Regions from separate parts of the Mus musculus genome. Here region 1 is linked to region 2. The links are chromatin loops, found by intact Hi-C in ENCODE. Cell type or tissue: heart. All regions are shown on one strand. Each heading gives the region's core, and the rest is flanking DNA. Links, peaks and the distances in the headings are about the cores only. Region 1 holds the start of Agap3 (ArfGAP with GTPase domain, ankyrin repeat and PH domain 3). Region 2 holds the start of Smarcd3 (SWI/SNF related, matrix associated, actin dependent regulator of chromatin, subfamily d, member 3).

The links. A loop is a pair of places that touch in the nucleus more often than their neighbours do. Peaks named below come from ENCODE experiments on the same cell type or tissue, not always from the same donor. Only the 100,000 strongest peaks of a DNase experiment are listed, where the experiment ranks them.
Region 1: it touches region 2 in a loop (2.6-fold over the local background); 1 of 42 quality-filtered maps calls a loop at or near these places.

Annotation. Positions count from the first base shown.
Region 1 is chr5:24,445,186-24,460,987 of GRCm38, forward strand. It overlaps Agap3 (ArfGAP with GTPase domain, ankyrin repeat and PH domain 3), which reads left to right and starts at 6,992. Exons shown (of 18, transcript NM_139153.2): 1 at 6,992-7,349. The coding sequence starts at 7,022. Fastk (Fas-activated serine/threonine kinase) reads right to left here and starts at 50. Exons shown (of 10, transcript NM_023229.2): 1 at 1-50. Tmub1 (transmembrane and ubiquitin-like domain containing 1) reads right to left here and starts at 2,661. Exons shown (of 3, transcript NM_022418.3): 1 at 2,572-2,661; 2 at 1,349-1,767; 3 at 278-1,088. The coding sequence starts at 1,734. The coding sequence ends at 737. In heart, for the core only: CTCF peaks have their summits at 6,784 and 7,901; DNase peaks (open chromatin) are centred at 6,646, 7,296, 8,006 and 8,846; H3K4me3 peaks cover 2,888 bases; H3K27ac peaks cover 3,140 bases.
Region 2 is chr5:24,598,166-24,613,967 of GRCm38, forward strand. It overlaps Smarcd3 (SWI/SNF related, matrix associated, actin dependent regulator of chromatin, subfamily d, member 3), which reads right to left and starts at 3,837. Exons shown (of 13, transcript NM_025891.3): 1 at 3,616-3,837; 2 at 427-638. The coding sequence starts at 3,693. In heart, for the core only: a CTCF peak has its summit at 6,847; DNase peaks (open chromatin) are centred at 5,016, 5,736, 6,046, 6,816 and 2 weaker places; H3K4me3 peaks cover 3,962 bases; H3K27ac peaks cover 4,614 bases; H3K27me3 peaks cover 442 bases.

The sequences.
Region 1 (15,802 bases), core at 3,848-8,847, 150 kb before region 2:
CGGATCGCCCCCAGACGCCAATCGCAGTCCAGCGCCAGGGCGGCGGAGACGTGGCTCCCAGCAGGCGCTGCGAGCAGAGGAGCCGCGAGCCCCGCCCTCCGCTTCCGGGAAATGCGCACGTCGCGGGGGCGGGGCCACAGAGCTTGCGCTGAAAGGTGCCGGGAGTGGCGGTCCTCTGTCCAGCCCTGGGGTAGCTTGAGCACTCAGGACCTAGGGCAGGTTCCATTCTCGTAGAACAAGGGCTCCCCACCCTCAAGCAACACACAGACACACTGGGTAGGAAAACGTCACAGTTTCTTTAATCTGCACAAATTCCAGAAAACAACTCTGCCCCTCTCGATTCCCCTTCACCAGTCTCCCAGTCCACCAGTTTCCAATTCAGCCTAGGCAGCTCTTTGAAACTAGAAGTATCTAGATCCTCTGTCAGCACACTAAGATGGGCCCATTGGGGTGCCCTGGCGGCCAAGGCAGCGACAGCAAGTGCCTGATCCAGAAGAGCCCACTGCCAGCGAAGGCTGAGGTCCAGCAGCCCCAGGAGATGGCCTAGAGCTATGAAGATCACACGGAGCGGCCTCCGCTAACACCCGAAGTCCTCTGCGGCGCAAAGCTGGGCTCCAGGGTAGTGGGAAAAGACAGGCAGCGGGTGAAGTGGGCCTGGGCAGACAGCAGCTCCCTTTGCGCCTTGGGGAATGAGGTCCAGAGGGGCTGGCTACACTGCCAAAAGCCCGTGGAGGCACTACGGCCGATACATGGCAAAGGCCAGGAGACTGAGGAGCAGGGTGAAGCCGGCCAGACCCAGGGTAGCGGTCAGGGGAAAGAAGGGCCGGTACTGGATCTGGCAGTACCAGAGCAGGAGCAGCAGCAGAAGCAGCAGGGGCAACAGAAGGCTGCCGATTTCCAGCCCGGAGGGGCCGGGCTCTGACCCCGGTGGGCAGGGAGGATGTGGGGGACCGACTCTCGTGGACACGTGGCAGTGGAGAACGCAGTTGGGGGGCAGGTGGAGACTGCCTAGTGTCTGAGTGTCGTCTCCTAGCAGTTGACCTTGGTAGATGAGCCGAACCTGCTGTTCCTGGCCTGGAAACTGGGTCCTGAGGAGAGAGGGACCTGGGTAAGAGAGCAGGCCTCAGGCAGTCCTGGCCCATTGTTCAGAGGACCAATCCCAATTTTCACCACCCCTACACCTGACCACCCAGATCCTGGCCTCTGGGGGACAGATTAACAGGAATGGTGTATAATGTGAGGAGACAGATTTTTCAAACAGAAAATAAGGGAGAGCTTCATAGGGTGACCCTTCTATAGACACCCACCCCATTTTTAGCATTTTGTTCTTACCCTCTTCCCAGCTTACCTTTTTAAGGAGCCAATGGTGTCCTGAGGCCAGGCCCTGGCTACCTGCTCAGAGTCATTGAGAAATTTCAACCGTAGAAGTAGGGGTTCCTGCGGAGAGTCTGGAGGTGTTGATGCTGTGACCCCTGTGTCAGGCTCTGGCTGTGCAGATGGACCTCTGTGTCTCAGGCTGGGACTCTCAGCCCCTGGGGCCTCCTCTCTGATGCTGTCAGAGGCTGACATGGCTTCACTGGGCTGTGCTGGTGTTGTGGTCCCCGGCGGCTGTGGTTGGGGGTCTGTACTCTCAGTGGTATGTGTTGAGACCCAGGCGAGGGCCAGCACCAGAAGGCAAGCAAGCACCGCAAAAAGGACAGTCACCTCATCGCCTACGCCTTCAATCAAGGCCATGGCACCCGTGCTGCTGCCAGAGGTGCTAAGGAGCTAGAGAGGTGCAAAGAACTGGTGAGGGGCTACTTCCTGGTCAGAAGTCATTCCAACTTCAACTGTCCTAGTTATTGTGTGTGCTTGCGCACCCAGGATGCAGCATCCTGTAGTCCCAAACTTGGCTTTTGGGTAACGTCCCTTCCCATCACCAGATTCCAAGTGCTAGCTTTGCTATCTGAGTTCTAGATCTTCATTCAGCACCCGATTCACCGAAACCTTACGTTCAAGAAAGGGCCTTGCTTTTCTAAGCAACCCTCTCCTTAAATGTAACCTTCATCAAACTTTACCCAGAAGCTTACCTATTCTTTGGTTCACTTCATCCCAAAGTTCACTCCTTCACCTATTTATAGCAAAGCTCATCTGATGCCCTGTCGCTTAAGTTTCTCTGATAAAAGTGTCTCTCTAGCCCCCTGCCCTCCCCCTTACCATTTACCCAAACCCCACCCACAACAAAGACCACTTCCCAAAGCTTCCTAGACAACCCCAAATGTCAAACTCCACCCTTGGCCAATCTGGAGTCTTGGGAGTTGTCTACTCAGCTCGGCACCTTCTCGGGTCCACCCAAAGCCCACCCCGCAGCAGTCTCCCAGCGCCTCCTGGGCTCCAAACCCAGAGGTCTCCAGACCCTTGATCCCTCGGGGAGAACCTAGACCTAGCCCTCCCCACGACTACTCCATCACTCCTCCCATCTGCCCGCCCCCCAGAGCTACTGGAGGGCACCAGCTATCTCGGGGCGGGGCAAGCAGGTCCCAGCTGTGGCCTGGGGCGACCCGGTGGGCGCGGCCACGCACAGCGACTCACCGCCCAGCTCCACCAGCTCCATCTCGGCTCCTCGGGCACTTCCGGGCCGAAGGCACCGAGGTCGCAGACACCTGAGGTCCCTCTCCTTCCCTGCTGCCGCGGCCCGGGAGCATTGTGGGGATTGTAGTTCGCCCTGTTTAGTTCCCGCCCTCCTCCCTGTGAACCCACGTGCCGGGCTGGACCAGATGTTGCCGGTACCCTTGGATCGTCGATGGGCCCACGGGAAGGACCCTGGGGTTTCTGCTTGTCCACAGAGATTTGGTCAGCAGCAAGAAACTCTATCTCCGCTGCCAGCTGCTGGAGCATCTGTCACTCCTGACACCAACGTCATCCTGCAGCATGTCAGAGCACCCGCGTTGGTGATGCAGTGATGAAGGCTCTGGGAAGCGCAGGTGGCCACTACCCAGCCAAGCCTGTGTCATTGTGGACGCCAAAAAGCAGCTTGGTTTTCTAAATTGACTCTGTTGCTGAGAAGGTGTAGGTTGTCTGCCCCACTTGCTAGGGAGAGTGCCTGACGCCAGCTGTCTCCTGGCCTCTGCTGCACTGTGTCCCTATGAGATTGTAAAGATGGCATAGACTTTGGAACTGAGTGTACATCCTGCGGTCTCATGTAGACACTCATCAGCTATATAATCTCTGGTGGGTTATTTAATCTCTGAACAAGTATAATTCTTCTAGGTCAGTTGGAAAGAAGAAACTCGTTTTATTAAATAAGTATGACAGCTCTGTAAAATTTATGTATTTTTTTGTATTTTGCTCGCCTAGTATTAATGCATTGGCTTCACCAAAACGTAAACTGAGAAACTGGCTAAGTATGGTGACATAGCCCTGTAATCCCAGCACTGGGAGTTTGAGGTAGGACAATTAGGAGGTTGAGAACTTTGGTCACCTAGAAAGACCCTGTTTTATTCTCCCACCCCTAAAAAAGTATTTCCACATAAAGGATATAACGATGGATCTGTGACAGCCAATCTCTGTAGATTTTTTCTTATTCCTTTGACTCCAATATCTGCAGAAATCTTGAATCCCAGATTTTACAGACCAGTTTTGACTTGGGAGTTTGCACATGCATGTGTGTCTGTGTGACTTGTCTCTGTTCTCTTATGCTAAGGGTACAGGCAGAGGCTCCCAAGCCTGGTTTCTGACATGAATACTGAGGAGTCAAATGGAGGCCCGTATGCTTGCAGAACAAGTCCCTAATTAGTTTTTTAAAAACAAGGGTTTGTATATCATATTTGTATGGGTGTTTGCCTGAGTATATTTAAGTACACCACACTCAAGCCTTGCGTCTCTGGAGGTCAGAGGAAGTACTAGAGTAATAGGCAGTTTTTTGGAGCCATGTAGGTGTTAGGAACCGAATTAGGGTCCTCTGCAAGAGCAGCAACAGGTGCAGCAAATGTTCTTAACTCCTGAGCCATGTCTCTAGCCCCATCCAGTCCAGTCTTAATTAAAGATAACCTACTCTGCTCTTCTATGGATGGGACCTCTGTTTAACTACTTCAGTTTTCAGATTAAGACCAGATCAAATATTGCCTTGGGCACATTAGTTTGGATTTATAAAGTAAGGAATTAACTTCTGTCTAGTTTCTTCATATTTCTTCATTTATGCTATATTTGAGTATATATGTTTTATATGCTAGGTATTGTGCAAGATACTGGGCATATAATGCTTTCTCTCCTTGCCCTCACTGATACATACTAATAGAGGAACAGATATGCAGATAGACAATCAATGAATGTTAAGGTAGGCATGTGCTGGTGGCTGGGGCAGCACTTTGGAGTGTTTCCCTCCCTCTCAAGTTCTGGGGAACTTCTTGCTGCCAATTCTAAGAATCTAACAGAGATGCTATAGGTTTGTTGGTTTGTATTTTTATTTTTCAAGACAGGGTTTCTATATGTAGCCCTGACCTGGAACTCTTGATGTAGAGCAGGCTGGCCTTGAACTCACAGAGATCTTCTGCCTCTGCTTCCTGAGTGCTGGGATTGAAACCATGCACCTCCACCACCTGGCCAGAGTATTAATATTAGTTTTAGAATTGTAAAGTAGAACTATACTTTTTTTTTTATGAGAAAAGCTATATTTTTGTTGAACTACTTCAGTTTTCAGATTAAGACCAGAAATTTTACAAGACATTCCTAACATCATACAGATAGAAGCTCGCATCACTCAATAGTTGGGAGTTGATTGGTTTGTGCCTGATCCTTTGGAAACTAAGAGAAATATGGGAAGGTGTGTAAAAAGTAAAATACTAGGAAATTTTATTTTGGGGAAAAGTCCAAGTTGCCCTTTGAAGTGGAAATGAGTGTAAAAAAAGATGACATGTGGGCTGGAAAGATGGCTCATCGGTTAAGAGCAGTGGCTGTTCTTTCAGAGGACTTAGGCTCACTTCTCATTATACCACACGGCAACTCAAGAGTCTCTATAACTCCGGTCCCAGAGGATACTGACCTTCACAGGCAGCAGGTACTTGTCTGTACATAATACATATATGTACACACACAGGGGATACACCATACACATATAGAGCTATGTGTAGAGCATTTGCCCAGGAGGGTTAGTAAGGCTCAGCAGAGAGGTCTGCAGGACATGTATCAATGGTGAACTGACCCCTTAAGGTCATATTGATTACTATGTTGATTAAGTTAATTAAAAGTTTTAAGTTTTTATTAATGGTCAGACCAAGAGTTGCTTTTCATCTCTGAAGTCTGTTGGTGTCCAAGCTCAGGGGTACAGAGTTAAAAGGCAAAATGCACAAAGACCATAATCTACATCAAAGTTAGATGAGGGTTATACAAACCTTGAAACATTTATGCCTGACATAGCATAATTATTTCAGACATAATAAGACTTTTTTTTTTCTTGTGACAGGGTTTTTCTGTGTAGCCCTAGCAGGTCTTCAACTCATGGATCTGCTGCCCCTGCCTCTGCTGGGATTAAAGGTGTGCACCTCACCACTGCCTAGTGTTGCTTTTCATTTTTGAGACAGAGTTGGTGATCTAGATTCTGCCTTCCTAACGCCAGGACTTTAGTCATGTACTCAGATTCAGCTGGTTTTGGGTTTTTTGTTTGTTTGTTTTTTAAAAAAAGGTCATATATAGCCCAGGTTGGCTTTGAACTCCCTATTAAGCTCAGGCTGTCCTTGAACTAATCCTCCTACTGTATGGCCCCTGTGCTGGGCTAACGTGTACATCATGATACCTGGCATCCTCTAGCAGATTTATTCCACAGGGTCATTCCCTTGCACATGCCACCTCCAGGTTTGAGGATCTGTGTTGGGGATGTGGGTTAACACAGCTGAAGACAACTTTGATAATGGGAATACAGAAGAACTGGGACACTGAAGGGTGATCTCTGGCCCTAGGAAGGCATAGGATAGACAGGGTCTATCAAGAAAAGACAAGGTCTGTCAAGAAAAATTATGAGACCCATGTGGGTTCTGCTGAGTTTCTGTAATGAACCAATGGGCCCTTTTCAGTATGGCAGGGAGGGTCTTTTGGGAGAGGGCTGTCACTGGGAGATAAGAATTGGGACGCTGTTGTTTCAAGCTTGCAGGGTCTCTTGAGTGAAACTCTCAGAGAGAACTGGACATAGGAACGGGGAGCCCGTCCCAGTCTCTCAGGTGCAGTCGACAGTGGAGACTGGGGGCCCGGGGGCCGGGGTCGGGGGCAGAGAGCCAGGGAAGAGAACCCTGGCAAGATCCCTAGGGCTGACCTCGAGGCCTGGAGACAGAGGAGCTGCTGCAGCACTAAAAGAAAGAGGGTGGCGCCCCTGGGCGAGCTTCTCCGCCAATCAGTCCCACTTATCAGCACCCTCAGGCACAGAGAACAGTTCTGAGTAGCCCAAGGATTCCACACGGGCCTAGAGCGACGTAGAGAGGTAGCAATGACAGCTGGCCGGACGTGGGGACAGCGTGATCGTGTCCCCAGGCGGGAGGCCCTCGAGGCTTCTGTCTAGCTTTGGGGCGGGTTAGCGGGCGGAAGGGCCTACGCGGGTGGGTGGGGCCGCGCGTCGCGGCCAGCACGCGGTTCTTGGGGGTGGAGGCTAAGGCGCTTGCGAGAGAGGAGGGGCGGGGGCGCAGGGCGACGCTGGAGGGGCGGGGGCGGCTGGGAGGGGGCTAGGCTGCGTGTGCCGGAGCCGGCGGGGGCGGCGGTGCGTGCGCATGACGCGGGGGGAGGGCCCGGGCCGCGCGCTCCCGGTCCCGTTGTTGTTGCCGCTGGAGGCAGCTCCGAGGCGGCGGGATCTCAGCGCGGGTAAACGCCGGGCGGCGGCCCCAGCGTGCGCGGCCGCGCCTTCTGGCCTCGGCTCCGGGCCTCATGCGCTAGACCGGCGCCGCGCGCTTAGTAGTTAGGGTTCCGCCAGCCCCGCGCGCCTGGTCGCTGCCGCCGCCGCCGCCGCCGCGCCGCCCCAGGCCCTGGCTGGGCCCGCTTCGGGGCCCGCGCCTCCGGAGCCATGAACTTCCAGGCAGGCGGGGGCCAGAGTCCTCAGCAGCAGCAGAGCCTGGCGGCTCCGGGGACCGGCGGCGGCGGCGGCGGCGGCGCGGGGGGCGGCGGGCAGTTCGGCGGCGCGGGGCCCGGAGCCGGGGGTGGCGGCCCCTCGCAGCAGCTGGCTGGCGGCCCCCCCCAGCAGTTCGCGCTCTCCAACTCGGCCGCTATCCGAGCCGAGATCCAACGCTTCGAGTCGGTACACCCCAACATCTACGCCATCTACGACCTGATCGAGCGAATCGAGGATTTGGCGCTGCAGAACCAGATCCGGGAGCACGTCATCTCCATCGAGGGTGAGCGGAGCCGGGGGCCTGCGGGAGCTGAGACGCGGTGGCCTTTGCAGCGCTGGCCGGTGGCGGGTGGGGGGCGAGGGTCCTTCACGGCCTCGGCCCTGCCCCTTTCTGGCGCTCAGGGGTCTTATGGAGCTGAGGTTCACGGTTTGCTAACCCCCACTGCAGAACCCTAGTCCAGGTTTTTCCATGTCTCATACAGGAACACTTTTTTTTAGGGGCGGTGGGCTCGGTCCAGTGTCAGTGGACACGTTTTTTGTTTTTTGTTTTTTTTCCTCCGTGACCTGGGATGTGAAGATGGTTGTCGCTCCAAGGACTGATGCGCTGAGTCGCCAAAGACCGGGAGGGCCTGGGGCCACATCTGGCTAGGCACGGTCAGGCTCGCTGGGTGCGACGGAAGACCTTGGTGGGTCGTGAAGGTGGGGCTAATGCCTGAGAGTAATCTTAGCAGCTGCCCTGGCCCAGCCGGGCTGTAGGGGTGGAGGATCAGAGAGAGCTTTGGGTTAGTGGATGGCAGCCTTCCTGGGCCTCTCCTGCAGGCTTTGGAGGGTGGCGCTCCCCGCGGCGCCCTCTCCCGACGCACACCCACCCCCACGCTTCTGCGGTCGGGCGGGCGCGGGCCTGGCCTGGGTGCAGGACTGGGGAGCTGTGGCCGCGTGGGAGACTCTGGATGAACCCTCTGCGCTTGCCAGTCCCTTCTAACCCCCAGGCATCCATGTGGATGTCAGGATGCTGACTGACCTCCAGGGAGGTCGGGCCTGGATGTAGGGGGACTGTAAACCTCAGGCCATGCACTGCTCCTACTAATGTTCCTTTCTGTGGGCACATGGGCCTGAACCCTGGCAACTGAAAGGCACGTTAATTGGGGGGCACACTGCTGGCAAGAAGCCCCACAACCTTTGGTGTAGTGGAGGCTGGCTGGCAGTAGCAACAGGCACCCCAGTGGCAGTGTTGACCTTCTAGCAAGCTTGGACAGATGGGCCTCGCCTTGGTCCATCTGCTTCTTTTTCCAACTCTGCTTGAAGGGGGACGCCCACCAGCAGGTGGTGGGTTCCGCCTTAGTGGCAATGCAGGGAGCAAGGCTAGTTGCTGCTGACTTGGAATTAGGAAGGGCATGTCCACTACTTGGGTCCTTCAATTTAGATCCTGCTCCCATCTAGTGTGAGGCTTTGGAGCCATCTGTACTTGAACAGGCCTGTTTTGCTTTTTTGAGGTACCCATTGCTGATGAGTCTCTGATCTTTTGTGAGTAGAGCCCCCCTCCACCTTTAGATCTGGGCCCCTTTGTTGTAACATTCCCAGCTGTCTTCCTTTTGATCTTTTCCCAGCCTGTTTTCTTCTCTTTCCTTTCAAGGCAGAGTTCACTGTGAACTAATTAGGTGACAGAAAAAACTCATTAACATGGATTTGAGTAAATGACTTGGCATCACTGCTATGCTGGGGATTGGGAGGTAGCATTAGTGTGAGCCCAGGGTCTTCAGGAGAGATGAGGTGGGGTTTTTTCCCTTAGATTCAGAGGGTGAGGCCGGAAGAGACTGTTCTCTGAGCTTCCCTGTTCCTAGAGGAAGTGTCAAGTTCCTCATCAACTCCCAAGATGATTTCCCGTGCCTTTTTAGGAGGCTGAAGCAATTTACTGGACAGCCACCAGTGTGTGTGTGTGCAGCCACCAGTGTGTGTGTGGAGGAAGGGAGGGAGGGAGGGAGGGAGGGAGGGAGGGAGGGAGAGAGAGAGAGAGAGAGAGAGAGAGAGAGAGAGAGAGAAAGTATGTATTGGGGGATCAGCTGTCCAGAGACTTTCAAGAGTAGGGAGCAGACAGGCTGAGCAGGCTCTGCACCTAGTTCCTGTTTATCAGTATTATTAACGACCTCAGTCATCCCTACTCACATACCAGATTGGGCATCTTCTGTTCGAGTCATGGTCCCAGGAAGTACTTGGGCCGGTTTTGATCTCTGTCCTAAGTAAAACATGATAGGCAGCGTTTTTCTAGAGCCTTCCCCCAGAGCAACTTCCCCGTTGAGGGTTGGAAGTACCCCACTGTCCCATCTGCTTAGCCTGGAAGCTTTGTATCACCTTGATGAAATCCTGGGCCTTGGTGATCATTGTCACCAGACTGACCCAGCTGTTCCCCATACACACACAGCCCTCTGCTCTGCTGTCCCCGGCCTGTCCCTGTCCCATCTGTCTGGGAAAGCCTCCCAGTGCCTTCTTTCACCTTCGCTTCCCAGCCTCTCCTAGGAACTCAGTTTTTTTACCCCCGCCCTACAGGCTCCCACACTTCTGTCGACCCAACTTTTCCACTGTAGGCAGGCTAAAAATTAAAGTAAAATAAAAAATAAGGAGCCTAACCAATCAGGCTCCTATTCCAGTGTTCAGCCCTGTGTGCTCCCTGCAGTAGACTTCTCCATCTGCCTAACCATATTGGCCTGTTCTACAGGGCAGGGCTCCCACCTTGTCCAGCGAAGGGTGATAACACATCTTGATCTTTTCTGTGTGAAGCCCAGCAGATGTAGGATGTTACATGCACACAGAGCTGCCAGGGGCCTGTGCTTCAAGGGGCTAACATTTCACCTTCCTTCAGCTAATCCCTGGTGAAGGGCTTGTTCTGTTTTATCAGAAGGTGACTACCAGAACCATTTAAAACACTGAAATTCCTTTCCTACTCAAGAGAGAACACCTGTCCAGCGCTTATCCCCAGGGAATGAAGGAAACCACCACCAGGGCCTAGAGAATAGAATGTGCAGAAGCTCTGAGTCACTCAGCCTCACCAGTGGGAAACTGACCCTCAGAAATGGGAGGGGCCAGTGTTAACCCAGCCTCTCTCCTTCCCAAGGAAAAGTTGAGTCTCTTGGTTGCGGCTGGGGCTGCGTCCTAGAAAGAAGAATGCATGCACACCAGGGTTTCTCCTGATGGCACTCAGTGGGGGAAGGAGACTCAGGGAGACCTGGCCATCAAGGACCCCAGAGAAGGTGTTGGGAGGAGAGTTCTAGGGGTCTCTACACGTGGGTCTGAGCAGGTATATGTCTGCCAGGGATGGGGCAGTGGGGCCTGCAGCCCAGCTCAGTTTCCGGTTTGAGTTCTGGGCTGGAAGTGGACCGTGCCTCTGTGTGCGTGCCATATGACTGTTACTGTGTATGCAGGAACCCAGCTTTGTCTGCTGCATGAAACCCCTTTGTTTTTCCCTGGGGTTTGTGTTTCCGCAGAGCGGGAGAAGTCCCTTTGAGCACTCCTGCTCTCCCTGGATTGTTCTCAGCCTCGTTCATGCACTTCCCCTTCCGCCTGCCTTCCTACCCAGGCTAAGGGGTATCCCAAAGGAACTGGAAGGAAGAAATGGGGCTTCTTCCTGTTTGCTTTAGGCTGAGAAGGGGCCAGGTGTTTTGGGAAAGCCAGAGGGAGCAACAGGAAGAGGGTTCCAGCCACAGTATCTGCCTGGGCAGCCTGAGGTTAATGTTACGGCTGCATTCCCCATTGTTCTGAGATTTCTCTTGCTGAACCCCTGCCCTAAGGAAAGGGCATGGAAGCCCCGATCCTGACTTTGCTGATTGTTCATGGTCGTCTCCACTCTGGCCAGGATTTTTGCCACAGGTCTGCTGTCTTGTGCAGTGCCCAAGATAGGCTTTTCCCAGCGGCCCTAACTTGTAGGTCAGGAATGGGTTGGAACCTACATCTGTCGCTGTGATTCCTACAGTTACTGTTTCAGTGGGGAGGGCCTGTTGGGGGCATGGCTGCTTATGTAGGACTTCACACAAGGGCTCTAGGAATTCTGAGAAAGGACACCCATGTGGAGTGCTGGTAGGCAGCAAAGAGTATTCATTCCCAGTCTGTCTCTTGAACTCCTCCTAGGTGGCCCAGTTACATCTGGGACCTCAGAACACAGAGGAACAAAGTGGGTGGAGGGAGAAGAGACACAGTAAGGGCTGGCTCAGAAGGCACCTGCAGTGGTAGTAATGAAACTGGCTTTTCTGAAACCAGGGCAAAGCTGAGAGGCCTGCTTCAGGTTAGAAAGGACCGTGCTTCCAGACTATGACCTCAGGAAAACCTCCCTCCATCTTTGGCTCTAGGGTCAGTGTCTGTTTTATCTCCTTCATCAGGGAAGCAGACTGTGCCCCTAAGGACCACCTGCTGTCACTTCTCAAGTGTGAGCTGGGCCTGCTGGTTGGAGGGTTTCCCACCACTGTGTTAGGAGTGGTCTGTAAACATACATGTGGTATTCAGGGTATATAGCAAGTGAGTCTCTGTGCCTAGCCTCTGTTCATAGGGGACAGTTGATGGGTGAAATGGACCCTGGGGAGGGAAGTTTGTTTAATTGAAAAAAGTCCTTTTTTCATAGTCTATTTTGATGGTGTTTTCCCCTCTTCCTGTTTCTCCCAAGCCCCCCACCCCACCCAACTTCTTTTTTGTTCTTTTTCTTGGCCTTTTAAAAAAGATAAAGGAATAAGCACACAAAACCAGAAACTAAAACATACAAGTCAAAAAGATCAATAAGAAAATAAGTCCTGAAGAAAACAAAATGAGGCAAAAAGTCTACAAAAACAGCATTGAGTTTGTTTGTGCTGACCTGGGCGTGGGGCATGCCTTGAAGTGTGCTTAGTACACGATATTGGAGAGAACAAAGTTTTCTTTTGCTGGGGATTATCAGTTGTAGATGGCTTCTTAGTTAGGGGTAGGAGCCTGCATCCACTTCTGGCTCTCAGCACTGGGACCTTACGTGCTTTGAACCTATGCAGGTCACGGGTATGCTCTCACGGTCTGAGTTAGGTGTGCATCTGGTAGACACCGTTCTCCTGGACTCCTCCATGGCCTCTATCTCGTACACTCAGTCAGCCACTATTTGTTCGTAGCTCCCTGAGCCTTGAAGGAAGAACTTCAAGACAGTCCATTTAGAGCCGAGTGATCTAAAGTCCCACTGCACATTGTCCAAGGGTGTCCATGTTAGTTGGGAGGGAATTTTTAATGCTCTCTCCTGTAGCTATCCATTTCTATCTTCTAAGAGCTCAAGAAACCATGGGAGTTGGTGCTTTCTTCTGCAGGACATAGGTGGCCCAAGAGGGTTCAGGCAAGAATATGGAGTGGTCTTCATAAGAGTAGATCCCTCGACATGTGCCTTTGAGTCCTTGGCCAGCTGTTAGCACATGTCATGTTGGCCCAGGTGCAGGGGAGCTCTGACCTTGTTAGGCTGGTGGCGCTAGGGAAGACAGATAGATGCCTTCCTGCCCCTCATCACCTGAGCACCAGCCTATGCTGCCACATTCTCTGTACTGTCAGGTAGACCCTGGCGTCTGCCACGGCTGAGTATGACAAGAAGGTGAGCAGGTATGGGTCAGCCGTGCTGCCTACCAGCTCTCCGTGCTCCTTGGTCTTCAGCTGTGTCCTGGAGGCAACACAAAGACTTCCTCAGTGTTGCAGAGTTAGAGTCCCTACTATGAGCCACAGAGCCAGGACTAAAATATACAAGTCAAAAAGATCAATAAGAAAATAGGTTAGTTTTTGTCTGGTGTTCCTGTTCCTCACTTGGGTGGTTTGGCCAGGTGACATGGTTGTCCACATAGTTGGCCCCAAGGGAAGCGTTTGAGCTTCAGACTGCCCTGGAGTGTAAACTTGTAGATCACAGCGTACGGCGAGCCAGCCCCCTCTTCTCTGCTGTAGCCTTTTTCTGGTTACGTGAGTCCCCATCTGAAGCATGGCACTTTAGGGTATTACTTCCACTCTGCTGAGTGCATGGAGAATAGCATACGTGAAGAGGTGCTCGCCCCAGAAACATGACAGAATGTGTTCTTTTAAAAAAATCTCATGTGAGGGCGGGAGAGATGGCTCAATCCTTCAGAGGACCCAAGTTCAGTTCCCAGCACCCACATGGCAGCTTACAACTGACACCCTTACACAGACATACATGCAGACAAAACTCTGATGCACATAAGAATACTAACAATGGATGGAACTAGAAAATATCATCCTGAGTGAGGTAACCCAGTCACAAAAGAACACACATGAGGTGCACTCACTGATAAGTGGATATTAGCCCAAAAGCTCGGAATACCCAAGATACAATTCACAGACTACATGAAGCTCAAGAAGAAGGAAGACCAACGTGTGGATACTTCGGTCCTTCTTAGAAGTGGGAACAAAATACCCTTGGGAGGAGATACAGAGACAAAGTTTGGAGCAGAGACTGAAGGAAAGGTCATCCAGGGACTGCCCCACCTGGGGATCCATCCCATATACAGTCACCAAACGCAGACACTATTGTGGATGCCAAGAAGTGCTTGCTGACAGGAGCCTGATATAGCTGTCTCCTGAGAGGCTCTGCCAGAGCCTTACCTATACAGATGTGGATGCTCGCAGCCAACCATTGGACTGAGCACAGGATCCCTGATAGAGGCGTTAGAGAAAGGACCGAAGGAGCTGAAGGGGTTTGCAACCCCACAGGAAGAACAACAATATCAACCAACCAGAGCTCCTAGGGACTAAACCACCAACCAAAGAGTACACATCGAGGGACCCATGGCTCCAGCAGAATATATGGCAGAGAATGGCCTTGTCGGGGATCAGTGGCAGGAGAGGCCCTTGATCCTGTGAAGGCTCAGTGCCCCAGTGTAGGGGAATGGGAGGGTGGGGAGGTGGGAGTGGATGAGTGGGTGGGGGAACTCTTATAGAAGCAGGGAAAGGGGAGATGGGATAGGGTTAGGGGAGGGGCGGGGAAAGGAATAACATTTGAAATGTAAATAAAGAAAATACCCAATAAAATAAATTAAAAATAAACCATTTAGAATTTTTATTTTATTTTATGTTTTTGGTTTTTCTAGATATGGTTTCTCTGTATAGCCTTGGCTGTCCTGAAACTCACTCTGTAGACCAGGCTGGCCTCGAACTCAGAAATCCGCCTGCCTCTGCCTCTCAAGTGCTGGGATTAAAGGCATGTCCCACTACTGCCTGGCATAAAAATTCTTATTTGAGCCACCATAATGGTGCACACCTTTAATTCCAGCACTTGGGAGGCAGAGGCAGGTGGATCTATGTGAATTTGAGACCAGTTTGTGTAGAGAAAATCTCTTGTGAACTATCGAAGCATCACCTGTCAATGAAAAGATTATGGTCAATGAATTGAGACAGAAAATAGGAGATGGGAGTTCCGGGGGTGGGGGGGGGTGTTGGGGAGGAGGAGAGAGAGAGACTGAGGAGAGGCAATCAATAGCAGAACTTAGAAGAGAGTAAATGTGTAACTAAGTTACAAACCAAAGCTAATGGGTACAAGCCTGTGTAGGGAGTTCAGCCAGCCAGACCTTCATAGTGAGACCCAACCTCAAAGTAAATAAATAAGAAACCCCATTTAAAGGGCTGAAGAAATGTTTCAGTACTTCAGAGCACTCAGTGCTCCTGTAGAGGAACTGGGTTAAGTTCCCAGCATTCACACTTGTGGTATCTGTGACCTGATACCTTGCAGGCGTCAGACATGCACATGCCACACCTATGTACATGCAGGCTGTTTTAGTTAAGTCTTTGTTGCACCAGAAGCAGCTTGGGGAGGAGAGGGTTGGTTTCATTGTGCGCCTTATATCCCATCTGGGAGGGAGGTGAGAGTCTGGAAGTAGGAGCTGAAGCAGAGGCTGTGGAGGGCTGTGCTCTGGCTTCCCCCAGTGCTCATGCTCAGTTGCCTTGCCTTCCTCACCCCCATCCCACCCCACTTTCCACCTGTTTTTGTTTTCATAACAGGGTTTCTCTGTGTAATCCTGGTTGTCCTGAAACTTGCTCTGTAGGCCAAACTGGCCTCAAACTTAAGAGATCTGCCCGCCTCTTCTGGAATAAAATGTGTGCACTGCCCTGCTGCTTGCTGCCCCTGCTGCCACCGCCCTCACTACTGCCACCACGGCCTTAGCTACCTTTCTTATACCTCCCTAGGACCATCTGCCTAGGGCTGGAACCACCTACAGTGGACTGAATCAAAAAATGTGCCACATGCTTACCCCCAGGCCAATCTGGTGGGTACATTTTATCAATTGAGGTTCCTGCTCCTCAGATAGATGACTTTAGATTATTCACACAGTAATTAATTATCCAGCACACAGGTAAAATACTCACATACACAGAAATCTTTTAATACATGCTTATGTGCTGAAAATGTGTGTTTGTTATACCCAGCTCATATAAAGGAAGTTTAACGGTGCCTGTCCCTCCTTCCCTACATAAAGTTGCTGTCAGGAGAATCTGCCATGCCTCTTTCTAGACTCTTTCCCCTCTGGATTTTGGGTGGATTTTTGTATGCTGGTGTTTTTACAGCAAGGATAGAATGTTTCGTCTTGGTTTTGTGGGTCTGTGTGCATGCTTGTATGTACATGTTAGTATGTGTGCACTCATGGAGTAAGGATGTCGGCACTGAATGTCTTCCTCAGTTGATCACTGACAGTTTTTGAGATGGAATCTCAGTGAACTGGGCCTCACTGCTTCAGCTAAGCTGGCTGGCCA
Region 2 (15,802 bases), core at 4,272-9,271:
GGGACTCGGGACTGGCCCGGAGGTACCAGAGGACTACATTTTAGAAAACACACAGCTAAAACTCAACCCTTGGTCTATTGCCAGCCTTGCCTCTCCCCAAAGACTGAAGCATCTCCCAGAACTTGGGGTACAGGATGGGAGAAAGGATTTATCAGGTGACAAGCAGAGGAATGAAGGGTGCGTGCAGAGAAGGGACACTGGCAGCCGACTATTGCAGCCTGTCTTCACTGTGGGCACACAAAAGAACCAGACCAGTGCCCCCTAAGCCCTCTCCAGAGAACATCCAAGCTAGAATGACTTGGTCGCTGCTACCACCCTTCCTTAGCTTTCCATCCCCACCACTCACCCACCTGGTCCCTGAGGCTTCTGCCTTCCGCCCCTGCACGCCCTTTCACGCGGGGGGGCGGAGTTTTGGGGGGCACTCACCTGCGGCTCCGCGCTGGGGCGGTGGGCACGGGCTGGCCCTGGCCCTGTGCCTGGCTCTGCCCGGGCGGGGGCGCTGCTCGCTTGCGGGCGGGCTCCATGCCCGCGGGGGCCAGGCCGGGTCGTACCGCGGGGCTGCCCATGTACGGGGAGCCCGGGGGGCCCATGGGCGCCCCCTGGTGGGGCATTCGGGCTCCAGACGGCATCCCGGGGCGCTGGGGGGTGGGGCGGGAGGTGAAGCAGAAACAGGCGCCGGCAGGTCAGATTCGGTCCCGACCCCCAGGCCAGCGTGCCTGCGTTCCCGCCCCTCTCCAAGACCCTGGGTTGGTAACCCTGCGCTGAGCGATGAGTGGGAGTGATTGGTGGGAGGGGCGGGGGCGCGGGAATCTGCGCGGCTCTGGAGGAGGGGGCTCAGCGTCTCCTTGCATGAAGCTAACTGAAGCCAGGAAATTGCCCAGAGCATAGCCGAGTCTCAGAGCCGTGCAAGGTACCCCCAAAATGAATATTAATGGCGCCTTTCAACCTTTCAAAGGATGTTCATATCCTTACGGTTCTCTGCAAGCCAGTCAGAGCAGGTCTTTTCATCCCCACTTGACAGATGGGGCAACTGGGGCTCAAAGAAAACAGCGACCTCACCAAGGTCACCCTGCTCTTCCTGGCAAAGGCAGCACCTGGCGGGCCCTGCTCCCCGCTGCTTCGCTGCGGTGAGGGAGGGGCTGATCTCCTGCCCTCATTCTCCATTTCCACACCCCACTTCTGGGTCTGATGTGTTTTGTACTTGAGCCCCTATCTCCATTTCGGAGCCCCCTGCTTTTGGCACCTCAATCTCAAACATAACTGGTACAGCTAACTCCAGGTCTCCACACCCACTGACTTAACCTGCCTCTTTAATTTTATTTCTCCCAAGATGATACAAGAGACTGGGCAAGGGGACCTGCGGGTCTGGTGTCATCAAACTCTGCCAGGTTTTCTTGAGTGGCAAGTGGGGAACGGGACTAGAAGTGGACTGCCAGTGCAGGGATGTGAAGGAAGCAGCATCTGTAGCAGTATCCATTTCCCCCTCCCATCTGCCCACATCAGAGACAACCTATTCCTCACAATATCCCAGAAAGGGTAGAAATTGGAGGGAAATGAGGCAGGTTGATTTTCTCTGGCCACCAGCTCTGGGCAGTCAATCAAAAGAGATGAGATGTGAATGCAAGTGGAGTGTTTCAGATTTCACTTGTCCAAGCCCAGGAAGGGGGCTGAGGCTTGGGGACCTAGACCAGGAAGGGTATTAGGGAGAGGGGAATGAAACCCCTATTATTTAAACACTACCATCTCAGGCTAGGGATGTAGCTTGGTTAAGGGCTTGTGCAATACATGTGGTGCTCTGGGTTCGATCCCCAGCATCAAATAAACTGCACATGATAGCACATACTTTTTTTTTTTTTTTTTTTTTTGAGACAGGGTTTCTCTGTGTAGCCCTGGCTGTCCTGGAACTCACTCTGTAGACCAGGCTGGCCTTGAACTCAGAAATCCACCTGCCTCTGCCTCCCGAGTGCTGGGATTAAAGGCGTGCGCCACCACCGCCTGGCATGATAGCACATACTTATAATCCTAATCTTGAGGTGAAGGCAGAAAATCAAGACCACCCTCTGATATATAGTGAATTTGAGGCCAGCCTGGGCTACAGAAGGCCATGCACACACACACCCTTCTCATCTTGCCCCCTGGATTAAGAAGCCCTAACCCTAACCCTGGGCTTCCTTTCTCCTCTTACATTGCTTACCTCTGAGGTCTCCACCCAGAGCCAAGCAGCTGTCTCTGCCCATCTCTTCTATAGTCAAACAGGCCTGTCCCTGAACTTGCCTCCCCCATTCCACCTGACTCTGTCACTCACAGCACCAATGTCACCAGCGTGGAAGCTCAAGCCTAGCCATTCTCCATCACTATAGAGGGGACTCTAATCATCCAAGAACCGAACTACCAAGTTGACCACATTCAATTCCATATGCAGAGCCTCTTCACTGGATGGTAGTCTTTAAAGCAACTACTCTTAAGCAGCTAGGTCAGGATTGGTAACTCCACTAACCCATAGGGCTGCCTTGGAATTTATACCCCAGAGATCCCTATGGCTAGAGAACAGGCTGCCACAGAGAAGCCCTCTTCCCTATCAGCCACTCTCCTATTCATCAAGGCCACTGATACTGTTGGGTCTAATGAGGCCCTGAGAAGAAGGCTTCTAGGGGCCCCCAGGAGCCTGCCATCAGTAACAGCCTCATAAGGGTCAGATTCTGGGGGCCCTTGCCTCTCACTGAAATGGTGCTTCCTGGAGTCACAACCAAATTTGGCCATAGTAAATATGACTGACTCTTCCCTCCATATGCCCAGGCTTAGAGCTCCTCACAGCAGGCTCTCCACCTCAATAGGTTCCTGGGTACCCTCAGACTCCTCACATGTCTTCGTGAGTGTGTGAGTGTGTGTGTGTGTGTGTGTTAGAACGGTATAGTACTATCCCTTTGGTTTCTAGGCCTCATGTCCCCAACTCCTGCCCCTCCTTCACACCTTTGAGGTGTTAAGGTCATCAACTTCTGGTGGCTGAGCCTGCCAAGGAGATCTTCTGACTGCTTAACTTGAGGTCTCACAAGTAGACCCTTCTCAGCTCTGACAGCAGGGCCAAGTCCTCAAGGCCCTCCTGCTAGGATGCAGAGGTTGTTCAGCAGAGAGCTTTTGCTCTTAGGTCACCTGCTCCTAGCTGCTCAGACCTAGTCGGAGTGACCCTGTCCCAAAGGATGAACAGGGACAACAGGCAGCCCTGCCCTAGCTGTGTGTTCGAGTCACCACCCCACCCCCACCCCCAGGGCAGGGGTAACACCTGAGCCCACCAGTAAAAGAATGTGAGACATGTCAGTTACAGAGGGGACCCCCCTCTTGGGGGAGGCACGGTGCCCACATCCCACCCCTTGCCCCTGAGAAGAACCCAAGCCGACGCCTCTCTTCCCGGCCGCCGCGCGCCCATCCCCAGCCGACCGCTTGGCGACGTGTTCGGATGCCAGGGCGCCCGCAAGGTCCCAGGGTTGGGCCGTGACCGTGCGCCCCTCAACCAAAGGGGTGGGAGAGCCGGAGCGCGCCGGCGGCCCCTCCCGATCATCCCTCCATTCAGCCCGAGCCAGCTCGCTCACCCTCCCCCGCTAACTTTCCCCCACTCACCACCCCATGGACCAGAAACTCAAAAAGTTTGCTTTTCGTGGCTTTGCGCGCCCCTCCGGCAACTTCGTCCGCGGCCATCGGGGTGGGCTCAGCGGCTCCTCTCACTCTCTCTCTCTCTTCCTCTTTCTTTCCCTTTTCTGCCTTTTTTTTCCTCCAACTCTCCCCTCTGAGTCCTGCTGGGCTCTCTCACACTTCTACTCGAGCGGAGTGGGGAGGGGGCCCCTTCAGGGCTGCCCTGACGGCCCACGGCCCACGCCGCCGCCGCCGCCCGCCCGCCGCCGCCGCCGCCGCGGCTGCCGCATTCCTGCACTGATAAGACAGAAATAGTCCGGCGGCCCGGGGTCTGCCTGCGACGCGCCGGGGACGGAGCGGCCCTCCTGTGCACTCCGCGTGGTCCAAGCGGCGCACAGAAGCGGCGAGACGAGCCGATCTGCCCGGAGGCTGCGCGATGGGCAGCTGCGCTGCGCCCAGGCCGCCCGGGGCCCATCGGTGGCGGCTCGGGGAGGGAACACCACGGGAGGTGACAAGGGGCTCGCCAGCCACTCTGCCCTCGCCACAAATAGTTTCTCGGTTAGGGAATTCGCCGACATGGCCAGGCAGGGAACAGACAGTTCCAACTTTTTTCCCCCAAGTGGCTCCTGCAGCATTTCTGAGGCCCTTTCCCCTGGGACCAGGCAGGCCAAGTAGGGAAACATTTGCTGGAAGGAATCTGGGGGGGAACCCGAGCCCGAAGCAGGCCTTGCTCCTGTCCCAGGGCCAGCGCGGTGGGTGTGCCGGGCTAGGCGGGCTCCCGGGCGCCCGCAGATGTGTGTGCCCTTGTCTCGCACACCGTGTGTCTGCACCCTTTTGTGGCACGGCGCAGAGGCTGTGGGTGTGGATGTTTATGTGCGTGCACTGACAAACGCCCAGTCTGTGTGCTTCCCTTCACAAGAGCCGCCGAGCCTGCGCGCGTGCGTGCGGGGCAGGACACGGCCTGTGTCTTTCAGCTCTGTTGGAGTCTATTTCTGGGCTTGTGAGTCTTTGTTTGTCTCTGTGCGAGAAAGTGAGGGCAATAGGGGAAATATTTCCGAAAAGGGGACATGGACTGGACTCATGAGAACAGGAGGAGTACATTGTGAGGAATGGCGCGGATCCAGGGTGGGTACTTGGGTGGGTAGGAGGAAAGGGTGAGGCAAGCAGGGCTTGATGGCTTTGGCGCGGAGACCCAGAGAGCTCGGGATTGGTGAAGTCCGCCCCAGAACCGAAGAGAAAGCAGGAGTGTGGGGTAGGAAGACGAGGAAACCCTAAATGGGACAGTGTGGATAGAACTGGCCATCCCTGGAGGGGAGGAAGAACAGAAAGGAGGGGACAAATCCTGAGATCCCTAGGTTGAGCCCAAGCTCCGCCCATTCCACAAGCCACGCCTGTCCCCACCTTCTGAAGGAGGAGTCCGCGGGTTTCAGGACAATCAAGGGTCAGGTTTATGGGCTAGCTGGGGCTGCCGCTGAGAGAGGGACAATGCCTGAGGGAACTTGTGGGAACACATACAATTTGAGCCCTCAAGACCCATTGCACCGAGGGACCCTAACCTTTGGCCCTTCAGAATGTCTTCATGGGTCAGGATAAGGAGCAGAGGAATGCTCTCCCAGTCTATTTGGCCTGTATCTTTGTTTCCTGCAGGTCCTGTTAGTATGCCTAGCTGTCATTGTCCTTTCAGGTGGCCACTGTCACCGTGAAAGACTAGAGAAAACATCTTCTTAGATGCTATGGGGGACAGTATTCCAGGATGGGCAGACTCCAGCAGCAGCAGACAGTAACGGTGGTGGCTGGAAAGATAACCTGCTTAGGGCCAGCAGCTCACCTCCAACACTCCCCCCACCCCACTCATCCCCTGGTCTAAGGCTCTTCAGGCATTTTGCAATGCCTCCACTTGCACTCTCTGCCTGTCCCATCCTTTAAGACCCAGGTCGGACCCTGGTTCCCTGCTTCGCTTACGGGAACCTATTTTGGTCTTATCCAAATGTCCCATATCATTCATTCATCTTGCCCATAAACTGGGCTGGCGGAATGCCTCATGTGCCCTTCACTTCAGGTGTTTTGTGTTTGGTCTCCCAAGGAGGTTGTGACTCCTAAAGGCAGAAATGGCATTGGGCCCACGCTTTCTGCAGCCTGGCTGGGTACAGGGGCTCTGTCTACAACATCAAAACTGAGAACATCTGCAAAGCTTAACAGGCCAATGAACATAGGCCGTTTACCTGAAGATGTGAGTCACTGCAGCTACCCCGACCTCTGCTCCTAGCAGGGACTGGAAATCCCAGTCCTTGGAGGTTCTGGGAGTGGGGTGGACAACTCTAGGCTTTAGGAAAAGCTAGGTGTCCTCAACTTTTAGAGCCACCTCTGAGGAGAAGACAGGAGGCGGCTGTCACCTTAGCTTTGTGGGTGGAACGTCTGAAGGACGGGCACCAGGCCTGGGAGGCCTTGGTGGTGAAGAAAGCTGTGGGAGATGCCAGGACTAGGGGAACGGGGCACACCAGTCAGACCCACAGACAGGTCCTTTTGGAGCTGGCCCTCTGGGGGTATCATTATGCTTCACAAAAACCACACAACTTGGAGCACACATACTGCCACAGGGACAAGGAGCCACATGGATTTGCACATAGAGGCACACTCTGGCCTCCCCACATCCCATACAATGAGAGGCCGTTCACAAGTGAGCAGACACATTAACATGCTCTTCTAGCAGGTCTAGTGGGGGACTTGTGGCCAGGGAGACCTTCTCACAAAGGACAGTAACCCCACCACCTCGGTGCCACCAGGGTGCTGGGCAGTAACACGTCGCCCACAGTGCCCGCGAAGAGCCCGGCCTTCTTCCAACCAGACTGGGCGCAGGCCACACCCGGGTAGGCCGAGAGCGTGTCTGGGGCAAGGGGAGGGCGGCCGCGCTGCGTCCCGGAGCTGGAGTCCCCCCTGTCGTCCCCCCATCTCTCCTTCCCTCGCAGAAGCACCACCAGCACCAAATGGCAAAGCGCCGCTCCCCGCGCAGGGAGCGCTGCGCCGCGGCCTGCGGGACGGACGGGCCGCCTCGCCCCCCACCGTGCGGAGCTAGCGGCCGCAGCCGGTGCACTGGGGGCTCCGGCCGCCGGCCCGCACCGCCCTCCCTCCGCCCGCACGGCTCCCCAGACCGAGCATGCGCGCTGCGGCCTCCCTCCCGGTGAAGGTCAGCCCAGGGCCCAGCTGCAGGACTCCACGGCGGCCAGGGGAGGCGGAGAAGGGAGGAGGGATGCAGGGAAGAGATTTAACTCCTTCTCTGCGGGAAGATGGCCACCCAGACCCAGCCGGAGCCCAAGAGTCTTGTGCTCCCGCCCTCTGTGGAGGTCCCGATTGGGGACAAGGCAGGGGGGAATTGAGGGGGTGGGAAAGGGAGAATGAAGGGCTAGAAGGAAAGAAGGGAAGCTAGCTGGGGAGAGGAAGGGAGGGAGTGGAAGAGGAACAAAGGAGCGAAGAGGGAGAAAGGACATCTTGCCATAGAGACAGACCCCTTTCTCTTGTCAGCTTTCCCTCGCCCCAGCAGTAAAACTTCCCTCAGAGAAAAACAATTACCCTAATTTTATCAGGGGGTGGGGAGTGTGAAGAGAGACCCTTTGGAACTCTAACTGCCAGGTCTCCTGATATTTGTGACCTGGCCTGTCCCTAACCTTTCTCCTTTGGTCACTAAATCCTAGGACATGACAGGGGACCTAGTCTGATGAATAAGCTCCAAGTCCCTTGGGAACTCTGGCTAGAACTTAGGACCAGTCACAGTTTCTAGAAGTAGGAGGAGAGACCTCTGAGACCCCAACATCCTCCACTTCCTTCATCACCTGAGAGACTCAGCTCTAGTCCTGGGGGAATCACTCACAGTGGTCCCTGTGCCTGCGCACCTCCCTATTCGTTTTCAGAATGCATCTGTGCCCAGCACACCGCCTGCTACTGTAAAGGGGGCTGTCTCTCTGTGTGACTTTGCCTTTCTGTGTTAGTTTTGCATGCATGTACACACACACACACACACACTCACACACACACACACACACACACACGGCAAATATGAGCAAACAAACAAAAAACAAAGAAAAAATCGGCCACGGAAACAGTTGTATGACCTTGGAAGAGCTGCTTCTATCTGCCTGTTCCTGCTTCCTCAGGGGTAAAAGAGAGCCTTGGCCCAGGGATCCCAGGACCTTCCCTGCTCAGAGAACCAAGGATTCCACAGACAGAAAAGAACTGAGGCAAACGAGGGAAGGGTTGGCAGGGAGGGGGCAGAGAGACATGGAGACATATCCCCACAGCCAGTGGGTGCTGTTCCCACAGAGGCCTGAACCGCTTGCCAGCCACTCCTCTGTGAAGTCTGCAGGGACACCTGCCTCCCCTCTTTTCCTTAGAGTCACTCTCTGCCCCCTCCCTGCCACACCTCATTTGTACCCTCAACACCACATACCATGCCATGGGGCCCCTGCCATAAGGGAAAGACCTTACCGTGGGGTCCCCAGGGTCCTGCGCCGTGGGCAGGAACATGATAAAGGTTAGCTGATGCACAATCCTCCTTCGCTCTGCCTGCGTGGGTTTGTTCAGTCTAATGGGACGCTCCTTGACACCCCTCCCACCCCCACACACCGCACACACAATGAACTGCAAACATCGGGGAGCTGAGGCTGCTGGTCGCAGGAGGAGCGCAGAGCTGGCCTCTGGGGCTCTGAGCATCCCGCTGGCCTAGAGGGAAGGCAGGGTTTGGATTCACAGCCAGTTTTCTTTCATCCCCCTCAAGGCCTCCATTAATTAGGTGGTCTCTTGGAGCGGGTCACTCCAAATAGCTTAAGGCACTGTAAAAATAAATAAATAAAAAGGGGGAGCCACTGAGACTAGGTGCACATTTCTCTGAGGAAATGGGCGATGTGTGGGGCCATGTTTCTGGGGGGTCTTGAAGGGTGCTAGCTTACTGCAGCCCAGCGGTGGCTCTGCCTGTAGGCAGACTGCACTAATGGTTGAAATCAGGCAGTTCCCTGGGAGAAAAGGATGTGCCATACACAGTCAACCCACCTCCTTCTCCTTGATGGGCACCTTACAGGTCTGGCTAGAGTCTGGGGCTTAGAAATATGAGAAGATTAGAGGGACGATGGCCTGGGCCTGGGTACACAAAGCTGCATGCTTTCTCTCTCCTCTCTCTTCTAGAGCTCAGAGCCCTTTGGTGCGGCAGCCCATCAGTCTCACAGTAGCCTCTGAGGCCTCCCTCTGCCAGCCTCATGGGTCTGATGCTCTAAGGCGAGTCTACCACACCATATCCCAGACTTTCTGCTTGCTATGTCTGCAGATGTTGGTGGAGTCTTCAGTGTTTGTTGCTAGGAAGCCCCAAGGTTTCCTGGAGGGTTGCTCATGTCCCTATGTCTAACACTGTGCCCCTAGGAATGCCCCGTCCTCCCTGGGAGAAACAGCTGTCCTCATCTCTGGACAGAATGCTGTCTGGTGTCCCACTCTCCCCCCAGTGAACTCTGGGAATACAAGGAAGGCACAGATTGATGAACTGAGCCAGGGCCTCATGTGCGTTAAACACGTCACACCCAGGTCAACTTTATTCCGTATTTATTGACTTTTGACCTTTCTTGATCTACCCCTTGACTTGCTTCCCTCCCATCGATAATCCATCTCTATTGAACCCTTCTTGCTAGCACACATGGTATTGTTTCCCCATCTGCAAAGGACTCTGCTCACCCCACTTCTCCCAATTGTGAAAAGACTTCTCAGGAGTATATCCACATTTGCTATCTTCACTTGTCTTGAACTCAAATTCCAGTGGCTCCACACCCCACTGAGAGTGTCCCATCAGGAACACCCTGGACTCCACACTGTCCAATACTACCATTGATTTCCAGGCCTTGTATTACTTAGCAGACTATACAATGTTTGACCAAGGAAACTGCTTCCTTCTCTGCTGTCCTCCTGTCTCCTGGATGCCCCTCCTATCTGTCCTGCTCTTCATGTTCCCTCTCCATATTGAAGCACCTCCAAAGGATCCAGCTCCTGTGGTCCTCCACTAGGTCTCACCCACGGGTACCACAGCCTTCTGGAGGCCTGCTCCCACTGGTACCGTGTGTCGGCCTCTGAAGATTTCCCATAACCCAGGCATTTCTCCCAGGCTTCAGACTCCTCTCTAATTGTTGGCTTAGCATTTCCATTCAGATCTTTAACAGACTGCTCAAATTTAATCCCATGGTTCTACCTCATTCTCTGCTCTTTCCATCTTCCAATGGCCCAGGTCCCCATGTTCGGAGCCACAGTAAATAAAACCTTACCTTTCTCTCATACCCACATCCAACCTGAAGAAATATTCCCCTGGCTCTGGGTCCAGAATCCAACCATTTCCCCTTTCCTCTGGGTCAGCACCACCAATGCTAAGTGGCCAGCTTCCCAGCCTGCTCCAGACACTGCAATCTGAGTGCACTCAACACTGCAAACTGCTTTTGCGCTTGCATGCACGCATAGGAAGGATGCAAAACAGGGAGATTCCGGCTTTCCTGCACCTGCAGAGGCTTTACTTGTTCAGTTTGACGATGCTCAGGAATAAGACCAGGCTATCACCCATCAGGGAAAACCACTATTGATTTAGAAACAGGCTGGGTGGTGGCACGCACCTATAATCCCAGCACTGTGGAAGCAGAGGCAGGGGATCTCTGTGAGTTCTGGTCTACAGAGTGAGTTCTGGAATAGACAGGGCTATAAAACCCTGTCTCAAAAGCAAAAATAAACAAAACAAAACAAACAAAAAGGATGTTTTTTGTGGATGCTTGAGCTCCGCCCCCAGGCTCTGCCTTTGCTCTGGCTTCCTGATCTTCCCTTGGGCTGCTCGTGGCCTCTTATGGATCTCTTCCAGCCTCACCTCACCTTGCTCCTTATTCTACTCGGGAGCCGCTGCTTGCAGGTCTCACACCCCTGAAGATCTGTTCCCACCCAGACCCAGTCTGTCTCCCTACTGAGAACTGTAGGCTGGGCAGGGAGGTGCAAAGCTTGGACCTCAGCACTGGGGAGGCAGAGGCAGGGGCACGGGCACAGGCACAGGCACAGGCACAGGCAGGCTGACTTATACAAGTTTCTGGCCAGCCTGGTCTACACAGCCAGTTCCAGGTCAGCTGCAGCTGAAAGGGAGGCCCTGTCTCATATAAATAAAACAAATATAGAGAGATAATTCAAGGGGCCTGAGTGTGGGCCTCCATGCTGTAAGTTCAATCCTCAGAGCACACATGGTGAAGGGCAAACAAGCACTGGCTGGGGTAAGCTATCCTCAGACCTGTGCACTGTGGCCCATGTACACTTCTGTCCATTATCAGTAAATACATTAATGAATTAAAAGAAACCTGCATCTTCTCTCTTCCCTCCATGTTTCTTCTTGCTTTTACCCTGCTCAGTTTCCCCAACTCCCCTAGTCTATATAACCCCCCTCCTGTGTTAACACTCTCTCTCCACCACTCCCCCTACCCCCTACCCATTTAGGGTACAGGCTCCCAGAAGGTAAGCCTTTTATCAGTCTTCTTTGCTGATAACTCTCAAGTATCTTGGGCTTCACAAAGGCTGCAATCAATCAAAGTTGCTGATGAGGATACCTAAGGCAGACAGCTTGGGATCTGCAGTATGCTTCCTTCCCTGCTGGGTGAGGCTGCTATTGGAACCAGTGTTATCTCCGTGATAACCACACAGCTTCATTTGCACAGGACTCCTTACTGTTGACCAAACACTTTCACACACATGGACCTGCCTTCTCCTTACAGATACCTCAGGCGCCTGCCTGCAGGAGAGGGTTTCTAATCTAAAGATAAAGAGAATGGTGTTCTCAGAAGCCATGTGACTTGCCAAAGTCGCTGCGCTGTGACCAGGGCTGCATGCCAGATCTCCTGATATGGATGGAGGTCCTTGGGTTTCCCCTTCATCTCAAGCTACTGCCCCAGAATCTCCTGTGGAAGGCACACTTGTCCGAAGTTGCAGAGAAAGGGGCATTACCCCCTTTCCACACATCTGCTTTGTTAATGAAGGACATTACAGAGCCGGGGAGATAGGAAGATAGCTAGAATAAAGACCTGGGGTCCTATCCCCAGAACATGCATACAAATCTGGGCGCAGTGAAGGACCTCTGAAACCCCAGCATGTGGGAAGCAGAGGTGGACAGATCTCTCGAGCTAGCTGGCCAGCTAGTCTAGGTAATCAGTGAGCCTCAGGCTCATACAGAGACGGTCTCAAAAATAAAGTGGAGCCCAGCAGAGAAAGACACCTAATGCCAACCTCTGCCTCCACACTTGCATAAACAATGGGTTCAGCCACTCACATAGACAGACCAAATCCACAAACATACATGTACACCATACATAGACATGCAAACACCACGTGCGCATGCACGTGCACACACACACACACACACACCCGAGAGAGAGAGAGAGAGAGAGAGAGAGAGAGAGACAGACAGACAGACAGACAGACAGACACACAGAGAGAATCAAGACTCCTATAAGCCTGTCTTTAAGTTGATTTACCTTTGATTATCTTTTAAACACCTCACCCCAAACTCAAGCACATTGTTTCAAACATTGGGAATATAAATCTTCAAAAAGTTACCACCAAGTTGGCTAAGGTAAAGAAATAGCAATGCACTCATGGTGGTCTCCTTAGCTCCTGTGTAAAAAATCTTGGTTAAATTTGTAACAAGTTCCTTGCTCTATGGCTCTATCTGGATTACAGCTGGACACGTGTGTGCATCTGTGTAACATGAGGAAGCATGTACATGAGGAGTCATGCTCACACATCCCCCTGTCCCTCACCCCAGGCTGCTGTGCACCAGAAGGGCACGCCACCTCATCCTGCCTTCCCAGCATTACCTGGGAAGCATAAGCTTGGGGAACTCAGAGGCCCTACTCTAGCCCTCAGGAAGTGATGTGCATAGCAAGATGCTGGTTATACAGAACACACTACAGGGGCTGGAGAGATGCTCAGAGGGTAAGAGCACTAACTGCTCTTCCGAAGGTCCTGAGTTCAAATCCCAGCAACCACATGTTGGCTCGAAACCACATGTTGGCTCGCAACCACCTGTAATGTGATCTGACACCCTCTTCTGGTGTGTCTGAAGACAGCTACAGTGTACTTACATATAATAATGAAAAAAACACACACACACTACAGAGTCTTCCTCCCTCCCCGAGTGTGTGTTTCTGTGTGTGGATATATTCACATGTATATGCAGGTGTGCATGCGTATGGAGGTCAGGAGCTGTCTATCTTGACTTTCTGTGTTTATTAATTGCCTGGGGTTTGCTGCCCACCCTAAGCTGACTAGCATACCCTAAGATGGACCTATATCTCTGCCTCTCCAGCACTGGGGCTGCAGTGTGTGCTAGGATGTCCCAGCTTTTTACATGAGTTGAGGATCAATCTGAGGTCCTCATACCTGCATGGTAAGCACTTTATCAAGTAAGCTATCCTCGGGGGCTATGCGGTGTGTCCATGACCAAGGACCTCATGGTCAACACTGGGTTCTGCATCTCCTTATACTGGGAGTAGGCAGCAACAGGCCTTTCTCCTAGAACTGGTCTGTGTCTTGGCCACTCTGACCTGTTAATCAACTGTCTTGGGTCAGGGCTTTGACAACTTGGCTTTGCTTCCCTGCCTTGTCCTGTGCTCCTCTATGTTCCTAACTCATGGTCCTGAGTGAGTCTCTGCAGACACCATGGTGTGATGTTCTAAACTGAAGCTATAGAACATGTTTTCTCAGTTTTGGCACCATGGGCATTTGGGGCAGGGTGCCAAGCACAGCCTCTTTAACACTTCCTGCCCCAGGGCGACTGACTGTGGTGGCTACTCTGAATACTGCTGGACATTTGAAGCATCCCTGGTCTCCAGTATCTTCTACTAGACTCTTGCTCCAGTGTTATACTGGAGACAATTCCCAGCCAGCCACCGTCCCCTGCTTCTGGGAGGAGGGGCTGCCTCTGGGTGAGAACCTGAGCTCTGCAGTCCTGTCCTGGGGTCACACCTGGCTCAGCACCAAGTTCTTTGACACCTCTAAGCCTCATTTTCCTTGTCAGCAGTCCAGGAAGCCAAGCCTTGGCTCACAGTGTCTATGAGGTTACAGTGTGGGCCAACGCTATACCTGATGCATAGCTGCTTTCCCAGTTCCCCAGTGCTACTGGCTACCTGGGTTGCCTCCACCTCACAGTGCAGGCCCAACTGATCCCACTGCTGGCTGGCCTCTGCTAGTGCACAGTGGCAGGGCCCTCAGGGCCCTTCAGCTGTTGAGGAGGTGAGGAGGATGGGAGCGCTGCACAAATGCCCTGGAGGGAGCATGTGAGAGACTGGCTAGGGCTCCTAGAAAATAGCCGGGCAATTACTCAGACTGACTAATTATGCTAGGCTCTGGGATCCCTGGGGAGTTTGGACTCTTCCCAAATCATTGGACGCATTCCAGCGGAGAACAGGCTAGTGCTACAGTGCCATGGTGTGCAGATAGGTCACAACACAGGAAACCAGTGGGAGAGGAGAGGAGCGCTCAGGAGCCACACAGGAGTGTATGTCCTGAGCATGAACCTCAGACAAAGCCATGAGAACAACTCTTCAAGACGTGAATTGGAGCTGATGGCAGAGGCATCTAGCCCATGGAACCAGTGCCCCCTGTCTGTACACTGTGAGCAAGTGTCCACACTGTGAGAAGAGCACCCCCATTCCCTTGGAAACCCTACAGCCCTTGAGTGGACCAGATGGGTGGGGGTTGCTGAGTGCCGGGAGCCTGGGCAGCTCTGCAGAGGTACAGGGGTGCCATACCCAGACAGGTGAGGTACAGAAGCCATCGTGGGTCATCTGTGCAGAGCCGTGAGCTAGAGGTGAAGTAAGCGTGGGCAGCAGAGTGCCATGGTTCTGGGGCACAGAGACTGGTGCCCTTCTCTCGGGAGGGGCACCTTAGGGCTCAGGCTTTATCTTGCTGAGGGTTTTATACTAGTGGCAGATGGAACCTGACGGCAGGTGTCCAGGGAGCCCGTTCAAGACTAACCCAGGAAGAACTGCAGCTGTGGCAAGGCTTCTGCAGAGGCAGGATGGAGCTGCCTCTAGTTTGTTTTCCTTTGTTACAGGGAACCCAGGCAGGCCCAGAAACCTCCATGTAGCTACAGATAATCTTGAACTTCAGGTTTTCCTTATCCACCTCCCGAATGCTGGGACTATAGGTCTGTGCCATCAAGCCTGCTCTATAGGCGTGTGCCTGTTCTATAGGCGTGTGCCTGTTCTATAGGTGTGTGCCTGTTCTATAGGTGTGTGCCTGTTCTATAGGTGTGTGCCTGTTCTATAGGCGTGTGCCTGTTCTATGGGTGTGTGCCTGTTCTATGGGTGTGTGCCTGTTCTATAGGCGTGTGCCTGTTCTATAGGTGTGTGCCTGTTCTATAGGCGTGTGCCTGTTCTATAGGTGTGTGCCTGTTCTATAGGCGTGTGCCTGTTCTATAGGCGTGTGCCTGTTCTATAGGTGTGTGCCTGTTCTATAGGTGTGTGCCTGTTCTATAGGCGTGTGCCTGTTCTATAGGTGTGTGCCTGTTCTATAGGCGTGTGCCTGTTCTATAGGTGTGTGCCTGTTCTATAGGTGTGTGCCTGCTCTATAGGTGTGTGCCTGTTCTATAGGTGTGTGCCTGTTCTATAGGTGTGTGCCTGTTCTATAGGCGTGTGCCTGTTCTATAGGTGTGTGCCTGTTCTATAGGCGTGTGCCTGTTCTATAGGTGTGTGCCTGTTCTATAGGTGTGTGCCTGCTCTATAGGTGTGTGCCTGTTCTATGGGTGTGTGCCTGTTCTATAGGCATGTGCCTGTTCTATAGGCGTGTGCCTGTTCTATGGGTGTGTGCCTGTTCTATGGGTGTGTGCCTGTTCTATAGGTGTGTGCTGTCAAGCCTGGTCTAAGCAGTGCTGGCAGCTGAATCTGGGGCTTTGTTCCTGCAAGTGACTGAGTTATCTATCGGCCTCCTCTATCCCCCATCTGTGTTGTATGTAACCTTAGGCTATGGGCAAACAGGAATGGAAGGAGTGAAAATGTCCCCAAATATTCAGTTAACAAGCAAACAAACTCAGGGAGTAGAGGCAAGAGAATCAGATGTACAAAGCTAACTTCACCTACACAAAGAGTTCTATGCCGAGGGTACACGAGACCCTGTTTCATAAAAGAAAATA